Linked DNA regions of Homo sapiens: region 1 is linked to region 2. A link is an interaction called in ENCODE POLR2A ChIA-PET data of the cell type or tissue named here. Cell type or tissue: endothelial cell of umbilical vein. All regions are shown on one strand. Links, peaks and the distances in the headings refer to the core of each region. The heading gives the core; the rest is flanking DNA.

What was found. ChIA-PET counts read pairs that join two places held together with the same protein. Peaks named below come from ENCODE experiments on the same cell type or tissue, not always from the same donor. Only the 100,000 strongest peaks of a DNase experiment are listed, where the experiment ranks them.
Region 1: POLR2A ChIA-PET joins it to region 2 with 5 read pairs; 2 of 35 experiments call an interaction of 5 or more read pairs at or near these places.

What each region holds. Positions count from the first base shown.
Region 1 is chr6:113,947,817-113,963,954 of GRCh38, forward strand. HDAC2 (histone deacetylase 2) reads right to left here. Exons shown (of 14, transcript NM_001527.4): 2 at 12,090-12,202; 3 at 10,833-10,950; 4 at 8,803-8,877; 5 at 8,197-8,335; 6 at 5,461-5,602; 7 at 1,352-1,444; 8 at 1,163-1,271. Among named protein-coding and RNA genes, the nearest start is that of HDAC2-AS2, 14 kb to the right of the region's middle. In endothelial cell of umbilical vein, for the core only: no CTCF peak of the experiment used is centred there; no DNase peak of the experiment used is centred there.
Region 2 is chr6:113,376,380-113,392,517 of GRCh38, forward strand. LOC107986637 (a long non-coding RNA gene) reads right to left here and starts at 1. Exons shown (of 4, transcript XR_001744312.2): 1 at 1. In endothelial cell of umbilical vein, for the core only: no CTCF peak of the experiment used is centred there; a DNase peak (open chromatin) is centred at 5,822.

The DNA.
Region 1 (16,138 bases), core at 1,245-5,244, 570 kb after region 2:
ATAACATTAAATAAAGAAGCTTTTAATATCTGTATTTAGTTATCCAATTCCATTAAGACCAGCAATTGTTCTGGAGAAAGTTCTATTTGAGAATTCTCCACATCTTAGAGAATACAAAGCACACTGTCAACTTGCTACCTAAAAGTTCACGTGGAAAAAAACCTCTAAAATCATACACAAACACTCATGATAAAAATCATTTCTAATCTACATATACATTATAATATCTTATTAAATAAAATTTCAGATTTATTCTTACACCCTAGAAGTTCATTCCAGAATGGTGATATTTTGCTTTGGCCTAGCCTTCAATCATATGCTGATTTCAACACATGATCAAAATTTAGTATGTACTGCAGCACTCCTAATCCCCCACACACTTTTTATCAGGAAGCTACTTCAGAAGGCACTCCACCAAAACATGAGAAAAAAATTAAGGACAGAGAACAGAGCCACCAGGGAGAACCAATACAACAGAAAAAAAGCAGAGAACAGCTATGTGTCCTGCCAGGTCTACCAAAGATAGTCATCCAAACATGAACAGATGAGAAGGCTGTTTTTCAAGAAGGTGAAAGTGACAGAATATTCAATGAATCTGAACACATGAAGATACTGAGACACCAGTAGTTCAGCAATAAGTGGAGAGAAAACTAAGCAAATGAGAAACTTAGGAACAATTATGCAGCAAAGAACAACTGGATAAGCTGAAAAGTGTTTAAAGATGCTGCCGTAAACACTAAGTATCACAATCAAATTCTGATTTGTAAAAATAGAGGTATGGGAAGGGTACAAGTATGTTGTGGGCAAAATGGTGAGGAGAGCTAAACCCTCTTCTTCCTTAATGAGAAATAAATAATCCAATTAAGTAAAAAAGTATGCATGTTTTATTTACACTGAGTCAACAACCATTCAAAAATAGCTGCCTTGGGTTCAAACTACAATAAACCTTAAAAAACTAGTCTTGTATAAATGTATATATAAATCTGCCATAATGAAACAAGAATAACTCTAGTCATACATACAACAGACAAAACCCCATGAAAAATGCAGAGTACAGTGTTAAAACAGCAGGCAAGAAACTACAATGAGAACTTTTACGGGGAGTTCTTGGGTGGAAGAAAAACCATTTTTTTCTGGAAATACCACCCTTTGAATTGCTTACCTTTGACTGTTAGATTGAAACAACCCAGTCTATCACCAGATAATGAGTCTGCACCACACTGTAATACCACAGCACTAGGTTGATACATCTCCATCACCTTTGAGATAATCTACACACAAGATAACAAATGTTAGCATCTCCAATAACATTCTGAAATTCCATTCCAATTGTGAAAACAATAATACTTACAGGCTTAAATATCTGCCCATATGACTCATCATCTATACCATCTCTCATTGGAAAATTGACAGCATAGTATTTGCCTTTTCCAGCACCAATATCCTAAAATACATAATTAAACTGATCTTAGAGAATATTCTATAATAAAAAGTTTGGCATTTGTTTACTACATTTTGAAAAGACTGAAAGACTAAGTATTAAGGATCCAATTTTGAATTCATCTTAGAAGTTGAGACCGGAACAATCAAACTGAGAAAGGAAATAATAAACAACAAATAAGTATATGCTCCAATATTTATAGACTGCTTGTAAAGCATACAAGAACCATTTTCAATTAATCTGTAGTGATTATTTTTGACAGAAAAGAAATTTAACACAAGTTAAAGGCAATGAAATTACATTACATTAAACCAGAAAATCCATCATAAATAGAATATTTAAGATGACAAGGCAACTTTATGAGTAAACCTGTGGAAAATAAATTAAGCCAAAAAGCCCTGCCGGACAATCATCTGCAGAATCCTTCTTGTGGTTCACAATCTGTTGGTATGAGTTTACTTATGATGAAAGAACGACCCACACTTTCTCGAAGATTTAACAGCTACCGACTAAAGCACCAGATTTGTTCTTTTTTTTTTTTTGAGACAGAGTTTTGCTCGTTGCCCAGGCTGGAGGCGCAATGGCGTGATCTCAGCTCACTGCAACCTCCGCCTCCCAGGTTCAAGCAATTCTCCTGCCTCAGCCTACCGAGTGGCTGGGATTACAGGCATGTGCCACCATGCCAGGCTAATTTTGTATCTTTAGTAGAGACAGGGTTTCCTCCATGTTCAACAGGCTGGTCTCAAACTCCCAACCTAGGTGATCCACCCACCTCGGCCCCCCAAGGTGCTGGGATTACAGGCGTGAGCTATGGTGCCCAGCCTCAGATTTGTTCTTAATTGGACTTGGACTTCAAACAAATTTTGTTCCTACTTGTTGAATGAGTACCACTCCAGGCATTAATCTCTCTCAAAAGACGCAAAGGTTCCAGCTACATATACTCTTAAATGATATATACATATATTATATATACTTACTTATTTGTATATGTTATGCATTTGTAGGTGTGCATATGCATTTCTGTGTGTGTATACGTATTCCTAGAAGATACTGTATAGTACAGACATTACTACAAAATAGTATTTTAACTGCAATACCAAAGGATTGGGGTGTGCCTCTTTGTTGTTTTTTTTTGTTTTTTGAGATCAAGTCCTGCTCTGTCGCCCAGGATGGAGTGCAGTGGCATGATCTCGGCTCACTGCACTCCAGTGAGCCAAGACAGCCTCCTAGGTTCAAACAATTCTCCTGTCTCGGCCTCCTGAGTTGCTGGGACTACAGGTGCACGCCACCACACCCAGCTAATTTTTTTTGCATTTTAAGTAGAGACGGGGTTTCACCATATTGGTCAGGCTGGTCTCGAACTCTCGACCTCAGGTAATCCACTCGCCTCAGCCTCCCAAAGTGCTGGGATTACAGGCATGAGCCACTGCGCCTGAGTGGGGTGGGGGGGGGGTGCCTAATTCTTATGTGCGTTGAATGATAATGTCTGAAGATCCATGAATTTTCAGGATTACTAGCACTTGTGCAAGTTCTTCTGAACCTCTCATGGAATGATCTTAGCTTCAGTCCAATTTTACAAAAGCAAAATTTACCCTCAATATTAGAGTTATGAGACCCAACATCCAACGAGGAGAAAGCAAGCAAAATTACACACCTCCTCTCCCAATTTTTCTTGAAGTCTAAGTTTTTATTAAGATTAACTAAATACAAACCATACAAATATGGAAAAGCCAAAGTATTGTGAAAACTTTACAGTCCTACTGCACAGTTAAAACACAGATGAAATATATTTTGACCCTAAGATTTCAGAATACAGAAAAGTTGGTCAGCACTTCTCATCCTAACTGCTACTAACTAGCTGGCAACTCAGAGCTGCTGCCCTTGTTAGACATAGCTTTCTCTCTTCCAGGTTTCATTCTGCAACTGCTACTATGCCACCTTTCTTTCTTCCACTAGACTACTTGAATTAAAGCAAACAGTTTCAACAATGAGCTAAACTCAGAGTAGCCTTCTTTTCAGCATGAGAATGAATTAGCAGGCAGAAAAAGGAGTGTTTATTAAATTAACATCCAAAGATACACGTGAATTACACAGAAAGTCCAAAAACAGCTGTACATATAATGTAATGACTGATTTTAATTCTCTTACGAAGTTATGGGGACATGCTTAAAATATTCAAATGTTATCCTGAAAACATCAGCAACTGTAAAATCTTTTTTTTTTTTTTTTTGGCTGAGTCTTGCTGTGTCGCCCAGGCTGGAGTGCAGTGGAGCGATCTCGGCTCACAGCAAGCTCCGCCTCCCGGGTTCACGCCATTCTCCTGCCTCAGCCTCCCCAGTAGCTGGGACTACAAGCGCCCACCACCACGCCCGGCTAATTTTTTGTATTTTTAGTGGAGACGGGGTGTCACTGTGTTAGCCAGGATGGTCTCGATCTCCTGACCTCGTGATCCTCCCACCTCGGCCTCCCAAAGTGCTGGGATTACAGGCGTGAGACACCGCGCCCGGCCCAGCGATTGTAAAATCTTAAGTGAGAAAAAGAGATGTTGAAAGCCATTCTCAAATCCTTCTAAAACAGCATTCTCTAATATTTTCAAAAACTTCAAACTGTAAGAATTTTGAATAATAACTGAGATGAGACCATAGTGACATCCACCTGTCAGAAATTAAATGAAGCTTCCATTTTCCACTTCTGAGATAAACTAGCATCACACTGCAAAGATACTGTCTTATTCTTTAAGCTTAAAACAGAGAAGACTTTTGCTTGACTTCCACTAGGATGTAATGGTTGTTGACAAATGTATTCTATCAGTTTACAGCAGTGGTTCTCAAACTTTAAGGTGAAGAATCACCCAGAGTTTCTGGGCCCTAAGAATGTGTATTTCTAACAAGTTCCCAGGTGATGCTGATCTGCTTTCCTCAGTTTAGGCGCCACTGTTTGAGAAGCACTGGTCTGTAAGATAAGACCAGGTGGGGAAAGGGAGAAATTGAAGGAGTTTACTGGCAAGGAATTGAAATTACAAATCTGCAATTTTAAAAGCTAAATAATTTAAACTCAAACCAAACATTTGACCTCCCACCCATTTGTAAGTATGGAAAAGTTTCAGTAAGGTAACTCTTTTACTCAAAGAGTTTACTGAGAAAGTATCACACTGTGATCTAATAAAGAAAAGCCATACAGCTTAAGAATACTTTATGGCAACTCTTTAAACTTTGGTTGCTAAACTGTAATGATATACCACAGATGTGAAAAATAATCTTAATAAAATAGTTTAAAACTTTGTTCAATGCCATATAAATCTCCCATATAATCCAGGCTGAACTAAAAACAGCTGTTTAAATTATTGAATAAATTTCGACATTTGTATAGTTAGGTTCAAAAAAAGTGTAGTGAGGCAAAAAACCTTCAATGAACTTATAGAAATAGGATTTGACCAGTGGTTTTCAGAGTCATAAAAGACAAGAGCATCAAATGGAAAAAGATAACAAATAAAATAGAAATACACTTAATGTTAACAGGCAGGCAAGGTTACACTATGGTATCCTTTCTCTACCTAAATACATTACCAATTTTAGAAGCTTAAAGAAAAAAAAAGATTAAAATTAGATCTACTAAAAATCAAGACCAATCACAAAAGAGAGGAGCAGAAGAACCTAAAAAGACCTAGTCTATTTTATTCCACCATTCTTTACAATCAATAGCAACGTAGGCTACCATCAGGTAGTTTTGAAGATTCAAACTGAACATCAAGAGAAGGGCTTCATGCTTTGTGGATATTCAAAAACATTTATTCAACCAAAGAAAACAGCTGAGAAAAAAACTGTCCTTAAGTTTTCACTAAATTTTTGCTTATAGTCAGCAACAGTGAATTCTAGCAAATGTTACTGCATACGTAGTAATTCAATTCTGCATACAAGTTTCAAATTATTAACTCAGGAGAAAAATACTACTTCAAGTATAGGATTACTGATCTCCTAGGTTCATCTCACAATATTTTTTCAGACAGAATTTAGTCTTACCCTCAAGTCTCCTGTGCCAGGAAAGTATTCCCCATATTTATGGAATGATACCGTCATTACACGATCTGTTGTATAAAAAGCTTCTTCAACACCATCACCATGATGAATATCTATATCAATATATAAGACTCTCTGATGATACCTGAAAACAAATCCATAAGTTTTGGTTTTTCCTTTAAAGGTTCTAAGATGGGAAGAAGCACCACAAATTCAGGAAACCCATTTTTGAGCTCTTGCATTCCAGAATGTTTAATCACCTTTTACATTCAGCCTAAGAGGTTATTCAAATATCTGAGGTTTGAGCCTCAGGCCTTTAAATACCCACTTGTGGCCCAATGTAGGTTAAAAAATATATATTTACTCTTTGTGAAATCTGTTCTATTCTACATGCTTCAAAAACATAGCACATATTTCTAATATATTAAAAACTGAAGATTATACCATACTCAAGATTGTTAATTAAAACACCTCTGTAGTAAATCTTCAATAGTATAAAATAGGGATTGGCTAACTATGGCCCATGGCCCAAATTTGGCCAATTGCCTCTTTTTTCAGCTTTGAACTAAGAAGTTTTTATTATTTTTTAAATGGTTTAAAAACAAAACCAAAACAAGAGTATTTTCTGACGTGTGATAATTATACAAAATTCAAATTTCAGTGTCCATAAAAAAAGTTTTACTGAAAGACAGCCATGCTCAATTGTTTATTACCTATGGCTTCATTTGAACTGCAGAATCGATTAGCTGTGACAGAGGCTACATGTGGTACTCTCATGACTTCAAACTGGTGCTTGGAGCACCACAGATTAGTGACACAGTTGTAACTCAAACGCAGTTTAGGAGTCACATGAATCACCATGTCATGACATTTTGTTACCAGTGTATACTCATGTCAAAATAAGGGGAAAATGGACTTCTCATGTCATCCTTTTGAAGTATAGTGAAGTGAGATATTATTAGATGGCAAAGCATTGTATTTATTATATAATGGTGCCATAACTGTGCTAAATAAAACAATACAATGTAAATTGATATTTCCAGACTAAGCACTCATAAGAATATTCTCATAACACTATAAACAGCATACCATAGTACAGCAAAATTTCTTCACAAAATTAAAAAAACAGAAATGAGGCTGTGATCAAAATAAAGTTTCTGAGCGGCTCACGTGTTAGATAAGCAAGGAAAGCTGTGCACCAAGTCAATTAATTAAATCATGTTTGATTACACCACCCAAAAAAATGTGTCCAGACAAATTAAAGTTGTTTAAAACTATTAGCTGAGTGGGCAAGAACTTGCTCAAAGAGTTGAAGACACTGGAACCAACATCAACAGTCAATTAAAAAACAAGGCAAATGATTGCAAATGATTTTCCTTTGCTCCTGATGAGCAGGCAAGATGTTACACTGATACTGCTCAATCACTGTTTATTTGAGGAGTCAGTATCAATTTTAAGTTGACTGAAAAGTCAGCCTCTATGGATAGCATGCATGGAATAACTACAAGCAAAAAACACTAGCTCAGTATAATACAAAGTAGAATCTGCTAAGATGTGTCATAACTGATGGCAAAAAATAACTAACATTGCGAACATCCAAATTCCTAAGTACCTCTATAGATCTCTCTCTCAAACTGCAGCCACAGATAAGGAAAAATAACTCCTTCAACAACTCAGAGATAATTTTATATCCATCAGTAGAGAACAAAGCCTCATTCAGATATGGAAGTTAGGCAGTTAGACTAACTCAATAGGTAAAAAAATTTCCTTTAACACTGGCTTCAAATTTTTGTCTTCAGTTTAAAACATCCAAAATACTAGAATATAAACTTCCAAGGTCATTGTCATTTTTTACTAGTTGAAACTAACTAAAATGAAAATTGCCAAACTACTTTTAAAAAAGGGTATTTAATGGGAGTTTTGACATTTATATACACTTCTAATTCTTTTTTTTTTTTGAGATGGAGTCTCACTCTGTAGCCCAGGCTGGACTGCAGTGGTGCCATCTCGGCTCACTGCAACCTCCACCTCCCAGGTTCAAGCAATTCTCCCACCTCAGCCTCCTGAGTAGCTGGGATTACAGGCGCACGCCACCACGCCCGGCTAATTTTTCTATTTTTAGTAGGATGGGGTTTCACCATGTTGGTCAGGCTGGTCTCAAACCCCTGACCTCATAATCCACCCACCTCGTCCTCCCAAAGTGCTGGGATTACAGGCATGAGCCACGGCACTGGCCTTTTATACACTTCTAATTCTTTTTTTAAGGCAGGGTCTCACACTGTTGCCCAGGCTAGAGTGTAGTGGCAGGAACATGGCTTCCTGCAGACTCAACTTCCTGGGCTCAGGTACTCCCACCTCAGCCTCCTGGGTAGTTGGGACTACAGATGCATGCCACCACATCTGGCTAATTTTTTTTCTGTAGAGATGGGGTTTTGCCATGTTGCCTAGCCTGGTCTCAAACTCCTGGGCTCAAGAGATCCGCCCACCTCAGCCTCCCAAAGTGGAGGGATTACAGGCCTGGGCCATAGTGCCTGGCCACACTTCTAAGTCTTAATAATTGAAGAATTGGGCAAATTTCCTGCATTTCTTCATTGTTTTGTAATGAATTCATAGAAAATTCACCATTAACTATTTCAACCTATGGTTTACCTAATATTTTTTAAAGCCATAGACTTTATTTATTGTGTTTTAATGAAAACACTTTATCACTGAAAAGAGTATCAATATAAATTAACATACTTTAGTAATTCAAGGATGGCAAGCACAATATCATTAACGTAACAGAATCCTGATGCTTCTGATTTCTTAGCATGATGTAATCCTCCAGCCCAATTAACAGCCATATCAGTCTGTTGTCGGTTTAACTTCACAGCTCCAGCTAAGAAGTAGAAACAAGATAGACCTTTTAAACATTTATCATAAAAAAGTAGTAGAATGAGACAAAAACACTACAAGTGTATGCCATGCATAAGCAAGAGCTTAAAATCATGAAAGTTAACAGAAATCATCTATAACACAAATAGGAGTTACTCCTTAGAAAAATATTCTCCTAGAGCTGCAACCTGAGATTAAATAATGGTTTATGTGGAAAGTGGTAGTAACAATGATACCTAGAAGACAAAGGGAATGAATGAAGTCTCCAAGTGAAAATAAGTTTAAAAAGCGTTTAAGTCATAATCATAAAACATAGAGGTTTGAAAGTAAATTGTACTTTACTATAAACATACTGATTTCCTTTTGTTATCAAAATTCACAATCATTAAAACTTCTGTTTTACACAAATAACCCGAAAGATAACACACCAAGTTCAGATCAACTTTTAAATCTGATTGCATTAGCACTTACCAACTGAACCGCCAGTTGAGAGCTGACAAAACTCAAAGAGTCCATCAAACACTGGACAATCTTCTCCAACATTAACTGTGGAAGATGGATTTCATTAATTTCAACACATTCTGCAAATTAATGAAAGCCTTTTCTTACAAAAACTATTTCCCACAAATACTTTTTTGCTTGATGCAATCATCAAACATACACTTCACAGTATAATATAAAGTTTCCAACTTTAAAATATATTTATTGTTTTATCCAAGGTAATTAAAGTGTTATCTGTGAAAGATCATCAAATCTTATCAGGATTATCTGTGGAATATTTCTGTCTATTAACAAGAACTCAATAGTTGTCTAAGTACAACAATTCTTATTTAATTAAAACACAGGCTTAAATTTTCTAGGCCTTTCCCCTTAATATTACAATAAGTTAACATTCTAAAAGCAACTTCAATTGCTTTATAATTTACTTTCTTTGAAACTCCTTAAATACCTATAATATCTGTAACTTTGAAATGCATGTCAGTAAGTTACTAAACCAAAAAGATGTAACAGCTGGTTGCCTATTCCCATGGCTAATCTTGATCTTGAAAGTTGCTAAGAATTAACTAGGTTCATGGGAGCCAAAACATAGGATACTAAAGACAACAAGGAAAACATTTACAGATAAACGATCACACATTTAGTTCCTTAGCACTGAGAGAATGAAAGGATATGGCAGATGTATGTAACCCTTTCTTAGTCTTTCCCTATGCCCTTGAATTGTAACCTCTTCAAGAATAAGGGTCCTTGTTTTGTATATTAATATCTTTGTATACCCTTAAGTCACAAGCACTATAAGAAATGAATTTTAGTTTCTTACTGCACAGAGAGATCATAATCTTTTTTTTTTTTTGGAGACAGAGTCTCACTCTGTCGCCCAGGCTGGAGTGCAATGGCGTGAGCTTGGCTCACTGCAACCTCCACCTCTGGGGCTCAAGCAAGCAATTCTCCTGTCTCAGCCTACAGAGTAGTGGGATTACAGGCGCGCACCACCACACCCAGCTAATTTTCTGTACTTTTTTAATAGAGACAGGGTTTTGCCATGTTGGCCAGGCTGGTTTCGAACTCCTGACCTCAGGTAATCCACTCACCTCCGCCTCCCAAAGTGCTGGGATTACAGGCGTGAGCCACCACACCTGGCCAGGATCATAAGCTTAATAGAACTCATTATTATGTGGGTTTTAAATCAATCCTGTTATGTTGTTTGCCCAAGGGCTACTCATGCCTCTTTTGCATCTAAGTTGGAATCTTCATTGAAAAAAAAAAAATTAAATACTACATGTTCTAGTTACATTGTAGCATTATAACAAATCAAACAAGATATGGCAGAAATGTGTATGAGGTTGTAAATATGAGATGTCTAGCACCTACACTAATTTAGTATAATCATCACTGAAGTCAGTCAATACAAACACTAATGAGAATGAACTTTGGTATCAAGCTTTAAAAGATACTGTTCCAATAATTTTAGGTTGACTTTTGCATTCTACCTTCAAGCCAATTTGTTACTAATCTCTAAAAATAAAATACTTTTAACCTGTACAAGAGAACATTACGTAGAATCAAAAGCTTCACTAATATCTTAACAAAGAAAAAGAGATGTGTATTATAGTCCAGGTTAACTGAAGTACACAAAGACAAGACAAGAGATATGTACATGCCAAGCTAAGGCTAATCAAAGTGTAATCTTGTTTTTGTTTTTTTGAAGCGAGGGAGTAAGGGAGTGAGGTCTCCCTACCAATATGTATTAACCCAAAGTTATCAGGGGAGCAAACTAGGAGTAGAAGAATACCCAAACAGCAGTTTTGCAAACCAATAAGCTTCAGATAGGTTTACTTTTTTCTTAAGTAGCTTTAGTAGTGTTAAAATGACTTTTCAAATCAGTAAATAACTGTAACATATTAGACCAACAGGAAAAATATTCAGATTTAGATCATTCTAAGCTCCTAAAAATACTAATTTACATTTATCAAAGCAAAACTACTTTTTACTTAGAAACGTACATCTCTGCATCTGCTTACTATACTCAGACATGTTATCTGGTCTTATTGACCGTAGAAATTTGATATACTCATCACTGTGATATTTTGTCATTTCTTCGGCAGTGGCTTTATGGGGCCTCTGTGAAGAGAAATAAATGTCAGAACTGTGGAATTACAACCGGTTATATCAGTATTATCAAACAAATATACAAATTCCCCTATCGGTCCCCTCAAAAGAACCAAGTCTACCAGAACAAAATATATAAATTCCAAAACTAACCCAAACTTATATGTGTTTTAGAAAACAGTAATCAATCTCAAAACTAATTCAAACTCCTTTAAAAGCATTACACAGGCATATCAACTATGATTTAATCACTCCTTATTTTAGTGGAAACAGTTCGAGTAAAAAGTCAAATCCATATGTTCATAAACTCTACTTTCTCTCCTTTTCCATGATAAAACATCCAGTGATTTCATCAATGAAATCACTCACTACAAGAGTTTTCAATTCTAAATCTTTGTTCACGACCTCTCGTCCTTTTTTCTATCCTAATCTTCCTTGTTCCGAAGAGCTCAATTTCACGTATGACACAATTCTTCCACAAGACTTCCAGACTGAGTCTTATTCTAACTTCCCCTCTTCTCTAAATGTCTACATGTAACTGAAAATAATTCACATATTCACATATATTGCCTAGCATTAATTGTTTTAAATATTTCTTTTCTCCCCAAATAGCTAATTGTCGTGTCTGTATTTGTTTATACATACCCTCATCTTTATCTACAAAAACATTAAGGCAGCTGTTGCACTTGTGTTATCTGTACTATGCTTGGCCACACTAACACAGTATTCCATATGTATTATATGCCCTGCAAATATTTGTGGGATTAATTTTATGTGTTATTATTTTGTAACAGTCCCAGGTCAACTCTTTTCAGCAGCACAGGCAGATTAACAATTATTGTAAAAAAAAAAAAAAAAAAAAAAATACTTAATATGCTACACTGAGTTGTTGCTATACTGAGTTGTTCTCCAGAACCATGAAAGCCTAGGGTAGGGGGAACTTTTTTAAATGGTTAAAGGAAAAGGAAAAAGAGGGTATAGCTCTCATTCTTATTCATCTCCTAAGAATAAACGAAAAAAGAAGTTTGTTTTCTTCCAGATCTTTTCATCTGCTAAATGCCCTCAAAAGGGGAATAATAGACAAAGTTTCACAGTAGCTAAAAAAAAATAAAAAAGATCAGTGCTGAATATGTATTAAAAGGAATACTCACATATATTTCCATTTTTCTGTATAAGCCATAATTTAACAGCAAGTTATGGGTCATGCGGATTCTATGAGGCTTCATGGGATGACCCTGTCCATAATAATAATTTCCAATATCACCTAAAATAGAAAAGACACAAACTAAACAATACAGACAAGAGACCCTCCATGAACTATTTGAATTTATGTATGTCTATCATTAGAAGGCATTTACTACTTAACAAAATTTATTTAAAACCTTAGCAACTTAGATTTATTTTGCAACTTTCAAACTGTATCAGATGACTAAGACGCTACGCACACTTTTACCAGCTGAAGACTCCATTATTACACATTATATTTATTTGTAGATTAAGGAAAGCAAGCTTTTCTGATTTTTAGCTACCCCCAATTTTTAAAATTTCTGTTCCTTGAAATGATGCCTGCTTTCTGTATTCTCTGGCAAATTCACATGCTTTTAAGTTCTCTGAGTTTTATTGGTATGATTTAAAATTTTTTCAGCAAATACTGCTTTTTGGATGATTTGCTGGCATTTCAGAAATCTCATAATTGGCGTTTTGCATGTTAAAACATACCGTGTCCATATTAAAGCCCATCAGGGAAGTTTTGGTAACTGAAATTTAGGTCCTAAATGAGGTTTTGCTCCACTAAGACACAGCATTACATTTTTCAAGGTAATAAAAATACTGTCTCATTCTTCATGACTAAAAAGTTGTAATTCCTAGCCTGTCTTTTTAAACGGCATCTTATATCACAATGTCTTTAAACTTATGCATAAGATTTAAAAAAGAGAAAATAACAAAATCACAGATTTTCATCAACTAAATTTCAATAAAATTAATACTTTTAGGTAAAGCTCCAGTGTTTCCTATAATAGTAAATAACAAGAAGCCTCTCAAATATATAAAGTCAACCCTCTGTATCTGTGGATTCAATCAACTGCAGACTGAAAATATTTTTAAAAAATAGATGGTGGTGTCTGCTGGAAACACGTAGAGACTTTTTTTCCTTGTAATCTTCCCCTAAATCATACAGTGTAACAACTATTTACACTGCATTTGCATTGTATTAGGTATTATGAGTAATCTAGAGATGACTTAAAGTGTAAGGGGAGATATACATAGGTTATATGCAAATACTATACCAGTTTATTGAAGGAACTTAAACACCCATGAATTTTGCTATCTGTGGAAGTCTTGGAACTAATTCCCCACAGGGTCAGGACAGTCAAGCTATTTTAATGGTTTGAAGTCTATCATTTCAACACGGGTTTATATATTACAATAAAAGCTAGAATAAAAAATGCAATTTATCCACTAAATCTTTCAAAGTCCTCCCTAAATACACCTTTTGTTTGTTTAATGGAAACAACCCCAAAAACTTTTTTGTCCTCTCTCCTACATATTTGATAACAGTACGGGATAAACAATCAGCTTTTACAAAATCCATGCTTCTAATAACATAAATACTTGATTTTGTTGGTATCACACCTCTAATTTTAGTTAACTTCATTTTCAGCACAGCTCTCTTCTGAAAACAATTCATATACAAAGTCTTTTAAAGGGAAAGCCACCTTTTTAATGCAGGTGCCAACAAGGCTAAGAAACAATATAGAGTTTAGCAAAGCAGGGCCATGGCCCTTTGCAACATTCCTCTGCAATTATAATTAAGAGGCTATGATTGCAGAAAATAAACTACCTATTAAGAAAGAATCTACCATAAAGCTCTACCTTACATGGTGACAATACAAGGGATATATAGTTCCTTGAAAGCAGCCTGGTCTCATCATTTCTTAGATATGGAAAACCCACTAGTGTTATTACAAAGCATCATGTAATTAAATTAATACAAGGGAAGGCATTTCTTAGTTATCACTACTAAAGAAATCATTAAAGTAAAAATAATGAAAGTCTAGTCTTCACTAGAAATGCAGATTCTATGAGGTTTCGTGGGATGACCCTGCCCATAATAATTTCCAATATCACCTAAAACAGAAAAGACACAAACTAAACAATAACTTCCATCTATCTGCCTCTGTGTAACAATTACCCAAATGAAATGTCTCTAACATCTACCACATCATAACATCAAATACTCTAGTTATTTGATGCACACTGAAAATCCAGTGAAAAGCCCCAGGCCCCAATAATTGGAGACTACAGTAGCAATTTCTGAGCAAGTGTGTTTGAAAAAAAAAAAAAGCAGTAATTAACACTTGTTGAGTGCTTACTAGAAGGCACTATTAAGTACTTCACATATCTTTTAATCTTGTCAATAACCTTATGATGTGGGTATTATTACATTATTCCTATTGTATAATAGTAAAGAAGGATGAGAAACAGACAAGTCAGGTATTATTGCCTAAGTCACATAGCCAGCAAGTGGAGGAGCTAGATTCAAACTCTGGCAGGGCAGCTCACAGCTAATGTTCTTAAGTAATAACAACAGGGAATGTCAAGGACACTTACAGATTCACTAGAAATGGCAGGGTGAAGGCTGAAAAAAAGACATAATATGAAATATAAATATTTTAAATAAAGGCTTAGGGTCTTGGTTAATTTAAAGAAAATGAACACAAGAAACTGTACCTAATATATCAGAGTAATTTACTTTTTACTAATAGGGTCCTCAAATCGTATACGAATACGCATAGCTTTCAACAAGTTTCTCTGTTGAAATTTAGGGACCCCAGTCCCACAAAGAATACACAAAGAACCTAAATGATACATGTATACAGGGCAGCCAAGCTACAGATAATTTTTTGGTTTACCAAGAATTCTTCTAGCTGGGCGTGGAGGCTCACACCCGTAATCCCAGTACTTCGGGAGGCCGAGGCGGGCAGATCACGAAGTCAAGAGATCGAGACCTTCCTGACAAACATTGTGAAACCCCGTCTCTACTAAAAATACAAAAAAAAAAGCCAGGTGTGGTGGCATGCGCCTGTAGTCCCAGCTGCTCAGGAGGCTGAGGCAGGAGAATCACTTGAACCCAGGAGGCGGAGGTTGCAGTGAGCCGAGATCGTGCCACTGCACTCCAGCCTGGGTGACAGAGCGAGACTCTGTATCAAAAAAAAAAAAAAAAAAGAATTCTTCTAAAATATAAAGGCGTTATAAAATAACCATCTCCAACTTTTTCCCACTAATTCTGTATCTCACAATTCTCTAGATGGCTACTTTGTAGGCATCCACTTTGTTTTCTTTTTGAGATGGAGTTTCGCTCTTGTCACCCAGGCTGGAGTGCGGTGATGTGATCTTGGCTCACTGCAACCTCCACCTCTGGGGTTCAAGCAATTCTCCTGCCTCAGCCTCCCAAGTAGCTGGGATTACAAGCGCCCACCACCATACCCGGCTAATTTTTGTATTTTTAGTAGTGACGGGGTATCTCCATATTTGCCAGGCTTGTCTCAAACTCCTGACCTCAGATGATCTGCCCGCCTCAGCCTCCCAAAGTGCTGGGATTACAGATGTGAGCCACTGTGCCCAGCCCACTTTTTCATAAAGTATAAAAAGGCTAAGAAGTTTTAAGACCCTACAATTTTTATTCATCATTTAAATGGTCAGTAATGTATTAATAATTTGGGCATTTTAAATGTTACTGATTTGCATCAAAATACAGATTATCCCTAATCCAAAAATTTGATATCCAAAATGTTCCAAAATCTGAACTGTTTTGAGCACCAACTTAATAGTCAAGGAAATGCTAACTGGAGCATGTCAAATTTTTGATTTTCGAATTAGGGATGCTAACTGGTAAATAATTACAAATATTGCAAAACCTCCCCAAATCTGAAATACTTCTGGTCCCAAGAATTCAGATAAAGGATATTCAACCTGTACATAAAAATACTTTACCAATGAAATAAACATTCAGAAAAATCAGCTCAAGGTGGTTCCTTGAACACAACAAACTTTAATTGTCAATGCAAAGAAATTACTGTAAAGAATTATTTATCTGCAAAATTTTACAAATTGCTCACTCTTCAAGAAACTAACAGAATGGAAGTGTCTACTAAGGTCCACAATCTCTTATCCATATTCCTTCAAATTAGATATGTTT
Region 2 (16,138 bases), core at 3,997-7,996:
TAGATTCAGCTTTTTTTTTTAAGAGCTTTAAATTTGGAGAAAAGCCTTTGTTTAATCACATCAAGTCTGTGTCACAGGCTGAAAAATGCCAGGAAATTCCAAGCTAAAGGCAGATACTTCATCTATAACTCATGCCACAGGGCTTTTTTTTTTTTTTTTTTTAATTCTTTCCTATGCTTGCAAAGGCTGAAGCATCAGAAAAACTGATTTTTTTTTTGGTCTTGTCAGTTCATGTCATAACCTTGGCATTACTCTCTGTCTTTTTTTAATTTAATAAGAATATGAGATTATACTGATCCTATTCTCCTATTTCTTGTTAGTGCTGAACAAGCACTTCTGGCGCTCACAACTCAAATTCCTGCCATGTTGCTCTGTGCCTTAGTATGTTTGGCTATGAAGTAAAGCATCTTGACCTATCATTTATCTTTAAGGCCTGAGAAAGAAATTATTTTAGCATTCCTGCTCTTAGCTCATATATATAAATCTGTGATCAATGACACATTTGCAGCTCTGAAGTTAGCACAAAACTATGAAGAACAAAAAGAGCAGAGGGGATGGAGTGGGATAAGGTAGGGGTGGGTGGAGGGGGCAGTAAAAATCAACAAAACCCACCAGCAGAAGAGTATTAAATCTCCTGCTTTATGCCCAACCGTGGGTTTTGGATTTCATAAATGGGATGAAGAATGTATGTAACTCCAAAAATATGTAAGTCTTTCTCCTTTAAATGTGGAAAGTGTTCATTTTTCAATCTAAGTGCCCTGAATTTCTGTATTGCTTTTAGAGTTGTGTGGTACATAATAAAAATATGGAGCCTGCCCCAGACATAGCACAGCTCACGTTTTCAGGGATTTGAAAGCTTGATCACTCCAACTGCCTGTGAATAAAAGGGAAAAAATGAAGCATTAACACCAGGCATACCCTTTCCTGATTATGATCGTCAGTCATTATAACAGAAGAACAAAGCATGCTAGAGAACAGCGTCAGGAAGATGGCTTTAGTGAAATAAAGTATGCTCTGTAACAAATTAAATGTTAAGATCAGTTTCCAATCAATTAGTAAGTACTTATGAAGGGTTAACCAACTAACTACATGTTTCATTTAGTCTAAATAGAAACCGTAAGATCTGCTTTCAATGAGCTTTCAACCTAGTTTCAGTATGACAGTATAGAATATAGAATATAGGGTACAGGATAGTGCATATGTAGCCACCAGGACTTGGAATCCATGTATAGGAACCGTTCACGAAAACACCACAACCACTCCTGCAGTAGTACATCTGTGACTTCCATGGTACAGGCTTGGTTTTAAATCTCACTTTAACACACTCTTTCAATGATATTTACTGTGTGCCCTGCTGTATGTTAGTTTCTGTGGTGCACACAAGTGATGCAGCAGTGGAAGTGAAATAGATACAATCCGTCCCCTCACTGAGCTTTACAGGATAGCACATGACACATATATGATCAATCACACAAGTTTACAATCCCAAATTGTTATACAAATATGAGGTAATGAAGACAGTACTGTCTAATGAGGACCCAATTTAGACTGGAGGCTCAGGGAAGGGATCTGTAAGACGGAAGCCAGGGAAAATATCATCAGGTCTGCTGGATAGTCACAGGGCACAGGAGTGATCAGAGGCAAAGAACATGACTTACAGGCCAAAGAAAAAAAAAGAAAGGTGCAACACTTTGGATTGAAATGATCTTGACCATGTATCAACCTGCCTGAGGCCCAATCTTCTCATTAGTGGAGATGAATATATCAATACTTCCCATAGATTTATGTTAGAAAATAAATAACTGATATCTTTACGGGTACAGCAGAATATCCTGGGAAAAATTACTGAAATTATACCAAAGCCATCCAATGCCTACTGAGGAGCACCACAGACATAATAGGGGAAAATATATAAAATGTTTAATAAGGAAGAAACAATCCTGAAGAGTAAAGAAAAGATGTGATGTCTGCAGTGGGAGATAATTAATGGTGGGGCCAATAGGGGTCAGCACTTTTTTTTTTTTTTTTTAGGTTCAATAAAGTACTGGATTTATGAGGCAGTGGATTCAAAAGTTCACATAACTAAATACACAAACTGGCTTGTTTGTTTGGGATCGTTCAGTGTCTGAGAGTGAATTATTCATGCAAGCATTAATAAATTAAAATTTTTCAATTTGGCAGTTGAGAAAATTTACTTAAGGAAATAAAAGGGATATCTACCAAGTTTGGACTGGCTTGTGCATTTTTTAAAGCTGGCTCAAATCTTGAAGAGTAAAAGAAAGTTCAAGTTATTTATTAATGTTAGTTTTTTACTCTACTGATTTAGTGTACATGTAAAAAAAAAATCCTGAGATTGGTTGGAACTGAAGTATGAAGACAGCAAGAATTTACCTGCATTTTATCTAACCCAGTTATAACACTGACTATGATAGGCGAGAGAATCTGCTATAAGAAGAAAACCGATGCAATTTTCCTTTATCATGGAATAACTTTTAATGACACCCCCATCCCTTTGAAAATGTCACTTCCGTATCTTTTTTCCCTGGCTTAAATATACTTTTAAAAAATTCACTACTGAAATACATTTTTATGACTTCAAACTTCTGAAAACAATTATAGTTTTGGCATATTTTATCTACAGACAATAGAAAAATGTCATTCTATCAATCACTTCACACACATACAAAAAATCCCCCTGATAAATGATATGTAGTTTCAAAAAAATCCCCTGATAGGTGATTTGTAGTCAAAAGTCCATTAGAGTTCAAATTTTTCTTAGGGAAAAAAAAACTATTAATTTGACTTCCCCACCAAAAAAATATAATGGCTCTTAACTACACATTCATTTTGTTTCCTCTCTGTGTTAATCACTGCTAAAAAAAGTCTTCTAAATTTATTTTTTTCTACTTTCTTTTATGACCTTAATAGAAAGTAAAAGAACCCAGCATGATTTCTCTGTTTGCTTATAAATTGTAGTTTGTACAGATGCCCTGCAATTTTTACAACTGTATCACAGATAATATTTCCTGGAATCAGTCACTACCTGTTCTTTTCAGCACTGTCAGGCTTTCTTTTAATGAACATGAACAAATATGTTTGTCTTCTATTGTATCTTCTAAGATTGAGGGAGAAAAAAGCCCCATAAAACTGAAATTCCAGAACTGCCGCATCTTTTTAAATCTGAGTATCATCATTAGAGCTGTATTCACCCTTGCACTATCTATAGCTTAACAGAAAACCACATTTTTTCTCTTTAATTGGGGAGTTTATATAAAATATGTTCCAGACCCTGGCACGTAATGTTCACATAAAACAATAGTTCCCTTCACTTCATCCATTTCAAATATCTTGCTGCATCTCTGATCCATTATTGCTAGACAACTGATTTAAACTGCAGTTTAATAAAATTACACATGATTTCCTGGTTAACAATCTATTATATATAATATTTATATACATAATATATATTATAATATAATATTTATATATTATATATTTATATATTATATATTATATATAAATATATAATATATAATATATAAATATATATTATAAGATATATTATGTATAAAATATATAAATATATAATATATAAATATATAATATATAAATATATACTATACATATATATTATGTATATAATATACAAATATATAATATATAAATATATACTATACATATATATTATGTATATAATATATAAATATATAATATATAAATATATATTATACATATATATTATGCATATAATATAAAAATATATATTATACATATATATTATGTATATAATATATAAATATATAATATAAAAATATATATTATACACATATATTATGTATATAATATATAAATATATATTATACAAATATATATTATAAATGTATATTATGTATATAATATATAAATATATATTATACAAATATATATTATAAATGTATATAATATATTATATAATATATAATATATATTAGATATAAAATATATTATATATTATATTATATACAGTATATATTATATATGTAATATAAAATATATTATATATTATATATTATATATAGTATATATTATATATGTAATATATAATATATCTTACATATATAATATATAATATTATATATATTATATATATAATTTGTATATATATATATATATATATATTTCCTTGAGTTTAACCTGTGGATTTGAACCAGTCCTTTATTTTGGTTCTCACTGACTCAAAACGTGAAAGTCACTCAATTTGCCTTTTACCCTCCTCCTGTCATCCTAAGTTCCCTTCCAACATTCCCTTGTTTCGGTAGCTGCTATCAAAACGTGTATGCTGGATAAGATTTCAAATCCTGTCACATATTCTCATCAGTCAATAAAGGCCTGCTCTCCAGTATAAACTGCCTACTCTGTGCCAAGCACTCTCTTAGATTCTGGTGGGTATAAAGATATGTATCACATATGGACTTTATACTCAGAACCTAAAGTCTGCTTGGACACAAAGCAATTGACAAAGAAGTTAGTCCTAAAGTTGCACTAACTGATGTGAAGAGAACTGAGGGAAAAATGGGATAATTAAGTGCAAAGTAGACAGGAACCATATAGTTCATTTAGAAATAAGAAAATTGAGGAGGTGCAAAAGTAAGACAGTTTTTCCTTTCAAAGGAGTTCATGATATTGAGGGAGAGACAGATATTAACAAATGTACACATACACACAAAGAGGTAAATAAAGGAGGGAGGGAAGAATGATGTTGGGTGCCGACAGAAAATGGAAGTGGCCTACCTCAAGGATCCAAATGGAAACTCTGGTGTTATACTTGAAGTCACTGCTTTTCAATCCCGTTTCTTAGGGTGTGGGCGTTGAAAAATCTTAACATTCTTATTTTCTTGCATTTCCATCATTTTACTGGTCAATCATCTCCCTTCTAACCTTTGCAACATTCAATACTGTCTTCTATTCAGGGTAGTAACATTGGGTCCTGCAGGGTTTCTGAAAGTGAGATTCATGGACCATATGCCTGTAAATAACCTTAGTCATCTGTTGAAAATATGGCTTTCTGCTACCATACTTTAAACACATGAATCATCCATTAGATGTTTCTGATGAACATCAAGGTTTACTAACAGGAATATGGGACTGGAAATCACAAAGCCCTCATTTGCCTCACATCTAAAATTAATAGTTGGATTAAATAATCATACATAGTTCATGATTTTAAGTTCAACATTTCTATTATTCTGTGTATTTCTTTGGGATACTTAGTACTATTTCTCTTGATTTTTTTTCTACAGTGCCTAGTTCTATAAAGCTTTTATCCCCCTTAATTTAAGATTTATCTTAACTTAGGAATATTTAAAAAGCAGAATGTTTTACTTTGCCAACATGGGCAACCATACATGAAACTGATTTAAGGAATAATAAGAGTACTGGACTCTGAAGGAAACATTACTCTTAAGAAATTAATTTGGTTTGAACCCAGAATCATGAATTTTTAAATGTGGAACAGTTTATTCTTATGCTTTATTTATTACTAACTCAGCCCTCTAGGACTTGTACTTTGTTTGCCCTTTATCTAAAATATGGATGCTAAGCACATAATTAATAAATAAGAGATGTCCTTAAAACAAGTATTTTTAAATGCCTAATGAGAATTAGCACTAATCTTGTTCGGCTACAAGCCTGAACATTCTACCAGACAGGAAACCCAATTTAAACAATTAATGGTTTCCAGAATGAGTGTTTATTAATTGAGCCATAGCATTACAGTGGAGTCTCTTTTCACTTCCTCTTGTCAAACCTATTGAGGATGCAATGCAGAGCTATTTGGCAGGTGGCCACACTGAAAAGCAGCAGGATGTATTTGGCAGATCTGTATTACATGTTGCCAGACTTTTGCCATTTGGCTTGCTAGAATGTTTCTTTCGTCTTCCTTTCCCTTTCTTGTCCCTTACATAAAAATGTTTTTTTCTCAGCAGAATTATAATTCATAACTATAATGAGCATCAAGTTAACTATCAATAATTAAATGGAAACATGACTTCACAAAATATTTTGCAAAACCTATGGAATTCTCTCAGAAGAATTTTCTCAAGATTACATAGTGTCATTTCTAATGGGAAGGTAACTGATTGGTATCAATCAGCAAATATTAATTGTCAATGTCTACATTCTCTGCACAAACCCCATCTACCTCCAAAGCGTGTAAATTATACCTAAAAATGCAAATTATATACAGTCAGCCTTCCATATCCATGGGTTCCACATTTGAAGATTATTCAACCAACCATGGATCAAATATATTTTTAGAAAATAAAATAAGAATAATGCAATAAAGAATGCAAACTTTAAAACACACTGTAAATACTTACACAGCACTTAGATGTATTAAGAATGATAAGTAATCTAGATATGATTTAAAATATATAGGAGGATGTGTGCAAGTTACATGCAAATGTTATACATTTTATTTAAGGGACTTGAGCTTTTGCAACTTTTGTTATCCACAGGAGTGCTGGAACCAATGCCTTGCAGATATCAAGCGATAATTAATATATAACTACAAAGCAACTGGAAACTTTCTTTCCTCCTTTACAGAAATTTAAGTTTAAGTGGTTTTGACTTATCCATCATTAAAATATGTCTTGACTAAATGTGGTTGTATCTTGAATTCCCAAACTGATTTCTTAAGCCCTCTGCATCATATGTAAAAACAAACAAACAACAAACAAAAAACATGTCCTGAAACTTGGACAAGGCCTCTTGCTTTGGGTCCTGTATTTTAAAGAACTCTGCATATAATAAACAACAGAAGTAATTCATGTTAGAAAACATGACCGCCTATGTTACTCAGTGTGCAGAGCTCAGTTCTAGAACCTGCACCCTAAACTTGTGCTTTCTTTACTAATACCATCCAGGCCCCAGGGAAACACTTCACCACCTCTCTTGCCCTGTGTTCTCAAAACAGAAGGCAGCAGTGCTCAAATGTGTATGGGTTGTGCCACTGCCTTCTACTTTAGTCTATTTGTGCTTCTATAACAAAATACCACAAACTGGGATACTTACAAGGAACAGAAATTTATTTTCTTACAGTTCTGGAGGCCAAAAGTCCAAGATCAAGGCACCAGCATTTGGTGTCTTGCTGCATCTTCCAGAAGGGAGGAAGGCTGTGTCTTCACCTGGTGGAAGGCAGCACAGGAAGCCTCCCTTTCCATTCAGGATGCAGGAGCCCTCAAGGCCTAATCACCTCTTAAAGGCCCCACCTGTTAACATCATCGTGTTGGCCATTAAGTTTAAACACATGAATTTTGGAGAAAACACATCCAAACTGTAGCAACAACATTGAAGATATAAACACACTGCTTCAAAATGCAGAGAATATTTGGGAGGCAAACACATTAAGAGATAAGAAAAATGAATTAACTTGCCAAAGAGGATAGCATGAATTCAACAGATTTTTGCATAATGAAGTATGGTTTCCCAATAGCGTTGAAGGCATCATTTTTATTCTTTTCTTCTTTTTATTTCCCAGTTCGTACTTCTAAAGATACTTTTACTCTTACATTTGTATATATGGTGGTTAAATAACATGCCTAAGGTATGATAGCAATTCTTTATAGTGGCAACTAAATGAGTACAGAATGCTAGAATTTTTTTTTTAACAAAATGTTTGTTTGAATTGATTTTTTAAACAAATAAAAAGAATCTCCAGGCTGGAGTGCAGTAGCATGATCATAACTCACTCCAGCCTCAAACTCCTGGGCTCTAGTGATCCTCTCACTTCAGCCTCCTGAGTAGCTAGGACTTCAGTTGCACACAACCATGCCTGGATAATTTATTTTTATTTTTATTTTTATTTTATTTTTTATTATTATTATACTTTAAGTTTTAGGGTACATGTGCACAATGTGCAGGTTTGTTACATATGTATACATGTGCCATGTTGGTGTGCTGCACCCATTAACTCGTCATTTAGCATTAGGTTTATTTTTATTTTTGTAGAGAGTCTCGCTACATTGCAGACTGGTATAGAACTCCTGGCTCCAAGCGATCCTCCTGCCTCAGCCTTCCCAAGGGTTGGGATTACAGACATGAAAAGTATTCAAATAGTTTTCTTAAAACTTTTGGTGCACATAAATTAAAATTTGCATTTGCCGTGTAATGTTTGATAAATAAACTTAATATTTTAAGATATATAATCTTTGAAAACATATATGACAACTAATTTTACTGTTTTATATTTACTTTAATTTACATTTTGTGGATACTTTTAATCCCTTAGCTCATTACTGTCAATACACAAAAATCATGTAAAACTTTTGATTATAGCAAAATAACTAGAGCTGAAATATTCTGGAAGAAGCAATTTATGCATTTATATTACTACTCACTGAACATACCTGGCTTATCAAGATGGCATCCACATATGTGCATTAACAAACTCAGTAGTCTGACATCTTCTCAAATTTCAATTTATAAAAATAATAGCTTTGCACAAATTCTTTTTTGAATAAGTATATTTGACAAAATAAGAGAATTGAACCAAATTTAATTGTCAGTTTAATAGCTTGGTTTATATCTTTTAAATATTTAGACATGTGGCATATGTCTAACATACAATTTTATTCTTGTCTTCTCCTCTCAAATGTTGGGGTATGTTTGAAAATGTAAATGTTTACCACAGATGGATATTGAGTCAAATTAAGGCTGCCTCATGTAAGTGGAATGCTGATTTATATCATTACAATGCATACCACAGGAGCTAAAAAAATATTAAATCATGGAGAAAAATCACAATGCAGAATAATGATTTGTCCAATTTATTCACTGAGTACATGTTTTATGTCAACGATTTATAAACAATAGACTAGAATTTATTCCCAACTATCACAAATACTGTGGAAGATGATAAAATTGGCAGAGTTGGGGCTTAAGAACTATCTTTGCAGAAATTGTGTCTAAAAGTCTATTCTCAGTTAACCTCGGCTTGACTTCTAGAAATCTACACATACTTAGGGTTAGTCATTTGGTGAATAAAACATCTGTTGGTGTATTCAAACTTTGTAGGAGACACTTATTCTTCCACATTAATATCTATCTTAATCATGCACAGTGGTCTTTTCCTCAGCTATCTTTTTCATGGCAATTATAACACCCATGGTGCTAGGTTAACAGAAATGGAGAATTGAAGGACAGATTGGAAGAAGAGTCAAAAGAAAACATCATTAAACTTTAAGTTCATCACTACAGAATGACATTCTTAAGAAGATATCCCACCGTTTTCTAAAACAATGATTGTGTGTGCAAGACTTAACAATCCAACAGTGGATCTCAAAAGATATAAATTGATACAGGCACAACAACCTGACTTTGATCACTGTAAATAATTGCATTTTTTTTCAGAAATCAAGGATAAATTCCAATAAAAGTAGATTTTGAAAGCTATGTCTTAACATTTAATTATGAAAATACCTATAGGCTACCTAAAAGTAAGGGCAGTGATTACTCAACTATATGAAGGAACAGAAACACACACACACACACACACACACACACACACAGAAGGTGTATAGTTGGTTTTATAAAATTATAAGGATTATTATTCAATCCAAAAAAAGTATTATTTTCCTCTGATATTTTAAAATCCTAGGTCAAAGTAAACTGTAATATTCCTCCAATTTCTTCTGGCCTCCCCTATTTCAAAAAACCTTATGAAAATATCGGACAAGGTAGGAGGTTGATTGTTTTCTTTATTTGCCAACTCTGTGTGTTCCCTAATTCCCAGTGTGAATCTGTGACAGTGGCTTGCCAGAAAGCATTCTATCACTTTGGCTAATAATCAGATTTTACTGATTTGCTCTTGGAAATAATAGGCAATAATGTGCAGTAAAAAAAGATTTTATTTTACACATTTTGTAAAAATATGTAACTCCAATTGACTTTGAGGGAGACTTGAAAGAATAATGCCATATGTCCTTCCTGGAAATGTTAATGTGTTACTTCCTTAAAAGAGGATGTACCTTTTTTTTTTTTTTTTTTTTTTTTTTTGAGACGGAGTCTCGCTCTGTCGCCCAGGCTGGAGTGCAGTGGCGCAATCTTGGCTCACTCCAAGCTCTGCCTCCCGGGTTCACGCCATTCTCCTGCCTCAGCCTACCGAGTAGCTGGGACCACAGGTGCCCGCCACCATGCCCGGCTAATTTTCTGTATTTTTAGTAGGGACGGGGTTTCACCGTGTTAACCAGGATGGTCTCGATCTCCTGACCTCGTGATCCGCCCGCCTCAGCCTCCCTAAATGAGGATGTACTTTATAGTTAGCAGAGAAATAAAGGTACTAGAAGCTCTTTATCATTATTATTATTACTATTATTTTATCATCATTATTTTTTAAGTACTCTTCAAATAACAGCAAATAATTTCCATAAGCAAAGTAAGTTTTTTCAATACTTACACATACTTATTTATTTATTTAGTGACAGGGTCTCACTCTGTCACCCAGGCTGGAGTGCAGTGGCACCATTGTGGCTCATTGTAAGCTTGAAGTCCTGGGCTCAATGATCCTTCTGCCTCAGCCGCCTGTGTAGCTAGGACTACCAGTGAACATCACCATGCCTGCCAATTAAAAAAAAAATTTTGTAGAGATGGGGGTGCTGTGTCTTGCTGTATTACCCAGGCTGGTCTCAAACTCCTGGCCTCAAGTGATCCTCTCACCTTGGCCTCCCAAAGTGCTAGGATTACAGGTGTGTTTTGGGCCTGTTTTGAGCCACCATCTCTAGCCACACATATTTAAATAAATGTTTAGGCCATAACTGATTCTTAAGCTTACTTTGAGAGTCAGAGTTATTGTAGTGTGCCACAATTAATATTACTATTAAAGTTTAGTTTTATGATGTATTCAAATGTGAAGAAAGCTCTTTGGAAAAGATAAACAAAAAGAGAAACCTTTTACTTCACAGTATTAGCATTTTTTTCTTCAAATATTATAAATGACATCCAAAATAAAACAGGGTTTTTCCCTGAATGTTTAATATTTGTTTAGGGTTTTCCTTCTGTTTTCTTTCTACAATAAACAGTATTGCAAATAAGTATGAAGATGGAATGACAATATATTTTATACAGCAAGATGGCATGCAGAACTTTGCATGATAACACTGAGAAAATGTGCTTCTTTGGAATTATCTGAAACATGGTATGTTAGGATAAGTTTTATATTTGCATTCACTTCTTTCTTCATATTCAAAGCCATTATCTAGCCATTTTCTGCTTATGTTGCATTGTATACTGCCTGCAATCAGGAAATACTACTCTTTAACTATCACTTTGCAAACTTCATATACTTCTGTTTTTATTTCTTTTCATTTAAGATTCTCTTTGTTGTATTTCTGCATTTAACTCAACATACTTAGTATAATATAAACATTGCATAGCCTGCAAACTACCTAGAACTAATGCGTCATATTTATATTAGTTCAGCACCGTAGTCTCATCCATACTTATTAAATGGTATGCTTTTCATAAAGAAATCATCATGTTTCTGGCTTTTATCACAAATTAGCCTCAAAATATAAGGAATACATCAAAAAACAATGCCATAAATCTATAATTTTGCACTGATACTTAAAAGATTTTATGCCAATAATTCTATAGAGAAAGATAACATAATTTGGTTTACCTTCAGTGGAAATGCTGGGTGGAAGGACTTCCATTAATTCAAGCTGCATCCAAAAATCAGAGGAAATGTTCATGGATTAAGTCCCCGGGGAACTACTATTGACAAATTTCAAAGTTCCATTGGCCTCTTTTTTTCCTTTGAACAATCCTTGAAATTGCTCACTACTCAAACCAGGGTCCGCTTCTACCAGCTCAGAACTTCCCAGAAGACATGGTTGGAGCAACCCTGCCCATGAGACTGAGTGGTCACTCCAGGGATATTGCCTTGACTTTTTGAAGTTTCTACGCAGTTCTATGTATTCTTTACATGCTTTGTATAAAATTAAAGACTGGTTGCCCATAAAGCAAGAGTGTCTAGTGACTAACAACAACTAAAAATATTATCCAAAAAATAACAGAAGCGATCTGTTGCCTTGCTATTTAATGTACAGTCCTCAGACCATCAACATCTTTGTCACACAGCACCTGTTACAAATGCAGAATCTCTGGATACACCAAGATATGGTGAATCAAAATCTGCATTTTAACAAGATTCCAAGATGATTTATATGCAGCTTAAAGTCTGAAAATCACAGATATAGAGCAGTTCGTCTCAAACTGTCTATGATTTTAAATGTATTTACTGCCTATACTTTTATAAAATACAATACAAATAAATTATTAGAATGTTATTGAGAGAAATGAAGGCATAAAAACTATATATGTCATTTTTCTATTATTATAATCACAGACAAAATATCATTCTATTGAACTTATAAAGTGTTCTTACTTTTCACAGATGTGCAATATAAAAATTCTCACTTATTTTATTGATAATTGTTGTTTCATTATGAAACATAAGAATGTATAGAAGATCTATTTTTTCTCACTTCCAACTTTTGTTTTTGCCTTTCAATTTTATCTGTCACTGAAAAACAATGCATGCAAGTATTAAAACATGCATGCATGCTTTAATATAAAAACAATGTATAAAATGCTCTAGTATAAAAACAATGCATGCAAGTATTTAAAAAAAATCAAACATACTAAAGAGACAAGAAAGACCAGCTGATCAATTCCCATCTTTAAGCGTTGGAACCAAACTGTTTCTTATCTTGTAGAAGCATGAAGACTGTGTTTCATAATTTAAATATTCTTAAAAGAAATTTCACCTTCTTACATCATCTCATCTTCTCCCTGAAACATTCAATAGCAGTCGTTTATAATCAGCTTCCATGATATCTCATAATAAAGAGAACAATTTCTAATTTAATGCATTAGAATTTACATAATTCACAATTTTTACTATTTTGCTAGGGGCACTGCTTAGTTCAACTGTGTTTTTACTTTAATAGCAAGGCTTACTTGATTGAGAGAAAAGTGAATTATTTGTCTTCTAGCCTAGCTCCTCAATCTGGATAACTGCTTGGGAATATTGCTATATTCATCAGACTAAGAATACGAAAAGAACAGGTTACACTCACTTCAGACAATTTTATTACATGTAGGCAAACAGAATTTAAGAAAATGTATGGTGGGAAGATGTAAGTTAAAAGTAACCAGGGAAAAAAGTGGGCTCTTTTTATATTTGTCATTTTTATATGCTCTTCTTCACTCTATTCCTCACTGTCATAAACAATTAAAACCACTTGGTTGTTAGGCTGAATTCCAACTCTAACTCCCTTTTGTGAGCCTACTGACCCCGAGTAGCTACCTGTTTTACTGTGTTCTGACCCTCCTTTTAAAATTCATTTTGTTTATGAATCCATTCACTCACTATGAAAATAATTTGATCACTCTGAAGTGTTATTGATTTGTTTTTACTTTGTGTCCTTTTTCATTTCATCACGGTAGGTAGCTGGATGTTATGCTTTCCAATTAAGTAATGTGTTTATCTGTGAAGTAATACTACTGAAAGGCACATCATACTTTTACCACAATATATTCCTGGAAGCCATGTTACAAAGCCGATTATCCTAAAATGGAATCTACATTTTCATAGAAATAATTTAATATCAGAAAACGCTGGGTTTGGTTTCTTTATATTTATTTAGTTATGTTTTTACTAGCCCTAGCTCCTCAAAATAAGAGAAATAAAAAATAAAATTATCTTCCACTTTGTGGCCTAACTTTGGGCAAATAAGATTTTAGAAGTAACTTTTAGATTTGTTTCATTGATGAAAAAAGAAATTTAGTGCATAAAAATATTTTATTGACTTACATAATAGACTGACTGTAATTTATATGTTTTCCAAACATTTAAGGCTAATTCATTTGTTTTCTGATTTAGAATTTGGGCAGCTTTTGGACCTGTTTGGACCTGTTTATTTCTAAACATTTAAGGCTAATTCATTTGTTTTCCAATTTAGAATTTGGACAGCTTTTGGGCCTGTTTTGGGTGTCCTTGCCAATTGAGATCATTGTGCAGGAAGAACTACAACTTTATATTTCCTCTCACAAATAATCTCAACAAAAGAAAAGACCTTCAAAATTATCCCATAGACCTTAGAATGTTTTCAAAGTTCTAAAATAAATAGTACTTATTATTGTTAAACCAGTTGATGCTTCTTAAAATGAAAAGTAAGCTTTTAAAGTAAGGAAGAACCCAATAATTTTCTCCATTTTCTTCTACTATCTCGGTTTATAGAAAACTGGGTAAAGTTCTTCATCTGAAGTTTCCAGATATCTGCTTAATAGCCAACAGAAAACAATAAGTGCTGTTATTCTCTTCATTCTCCATTGTTATAAGGCCATTTTGAGACTTAGCTAAAAGTTGTCCTGACCTTAACACTTTATTAAAAAATAAAAGCTATGCAAACAAGTTCCCAATAACCCCACTATGTTTTCAAATAGAAATCTCCAAATTGCACCAAAAGAATTGTGAAGCTTGGACTAAGCAGTACGAATGTGTGAGGTTTGGGAATGCCAAATAGCAAATAAAAGGCATTAGAACTTGTGGTGTGAATGTTAATTGGTCAGCAAGGAATAAGAGACATGGCCAAGTTTAAAGTTGTAAGAAATGACTGTAAGCAGCAATCCAGCAAAGTACTGAAAATCACAGGCTCCAAATTTACTATCTGTGGCCTCCGCTGCTTCTTCTACAGAACTGCTTCATTCAGATTCTCCAGCACAAGGATAGTATAAATCATAAAAGCCAACAATTACTTGTTTTGTTTCCAAATTGTTTCAATTCTTATGCAACAGCTACAGTTTGCTCAGTTTATTATTTAATTACGAAAACAATTCACATTTCTTGAAAAGTATATCAATGGTTTGTATCAACATATATAATGAAAAATTTGTATCTCTGAATTTTTGCATTTGGCATTTATTACAGTTATTTTGTAATTTGGATTTCTCCCCTGAACCCTGGGCTTCTGAAGGTGGAGATCATGGCATGTTTTCCTGCCTGTGCCATCAGCATCCCCACCAGTGTCTACACAAATAAGATGCTCAAAATGTATGTGGAGTTGTCTTCTTTTAAATCCATTCCACTCCACAGATACAAGACTTTCTCTTCCACAATTGCATACTCCCTCTTTTTTATTTTTCAGTGTTATTTCCTCCTCCACCCAGAAGGTTGCATTGATGAAAGTTAAAAATAACAAAAACCTGCATGCTTTGTGTTTGCAAATATCCTCATGAATGGAGTTCACATCTTTGATCTATTTCTTTTCTTTGTTCACATCTGTTGTCCATTTTAATAAAGTCTCTTTCAGAGTTTGAACTGCAAGTTTGATTCACCACCATGCTTTTGTCTAAAGGTCCCCAGCATGGGGCAGTGGGCACAGGGGGTTTTCATGGGAGAAGAAGGTAAATGAAGAGTAAACTTCAGGTGACCTTCTAAAGAATAGATTTAATATTTCAACCATATTTTCCTTTAGAATAGGAGGATACTTTTGCAATAGGAATATCACAGATACTTACAATTGTGTTTTGAAGGGCTACACGGGGGTTCATTCCTACCCAAGAATAGGTAATTGTTAAACTGGAGATTAAATGCCTGTGTTAAAAATAAAAAAATCCGTATGCAGCCTGCGTGGTGGCTCACGCTTGTAATCCTAGCACTTTGGAAGGCCGAGGTGGGTGGATCGCTTGAGCTCAGAAGTTCAAGACCAGCCTGAGCAACATGGTAAAACCCCATCTCTACAAAATAATACAAAAAATTAGCTGGGAGTGGTGGCGCAGGCCTATAGTCCCAGCTACTTGGGGGACTGAGGTGAGATGATCACCTGAGCCCAGGAGGTTGAGGCTCCAGTGAGCCGAGATTGCGCCGCTGCACTCCAGCCTGGGTGGCAAAGTGAGACCTTGTCAAAAAAGAAAAAAAAAATCCTAAGAAATCAGTCATGATCAGATTGCAAAATGATTGCCAAAATTAGCTATTCACACTCAAATGTGACATTGATACCATACCAAATTGTGTGCATGGCATGTATTTGTGTTTGTATGTGTCTCTAAATCTTGAGATATGAAAAAAGAGGAATTAGTCAATAAGACATTTAGGTAA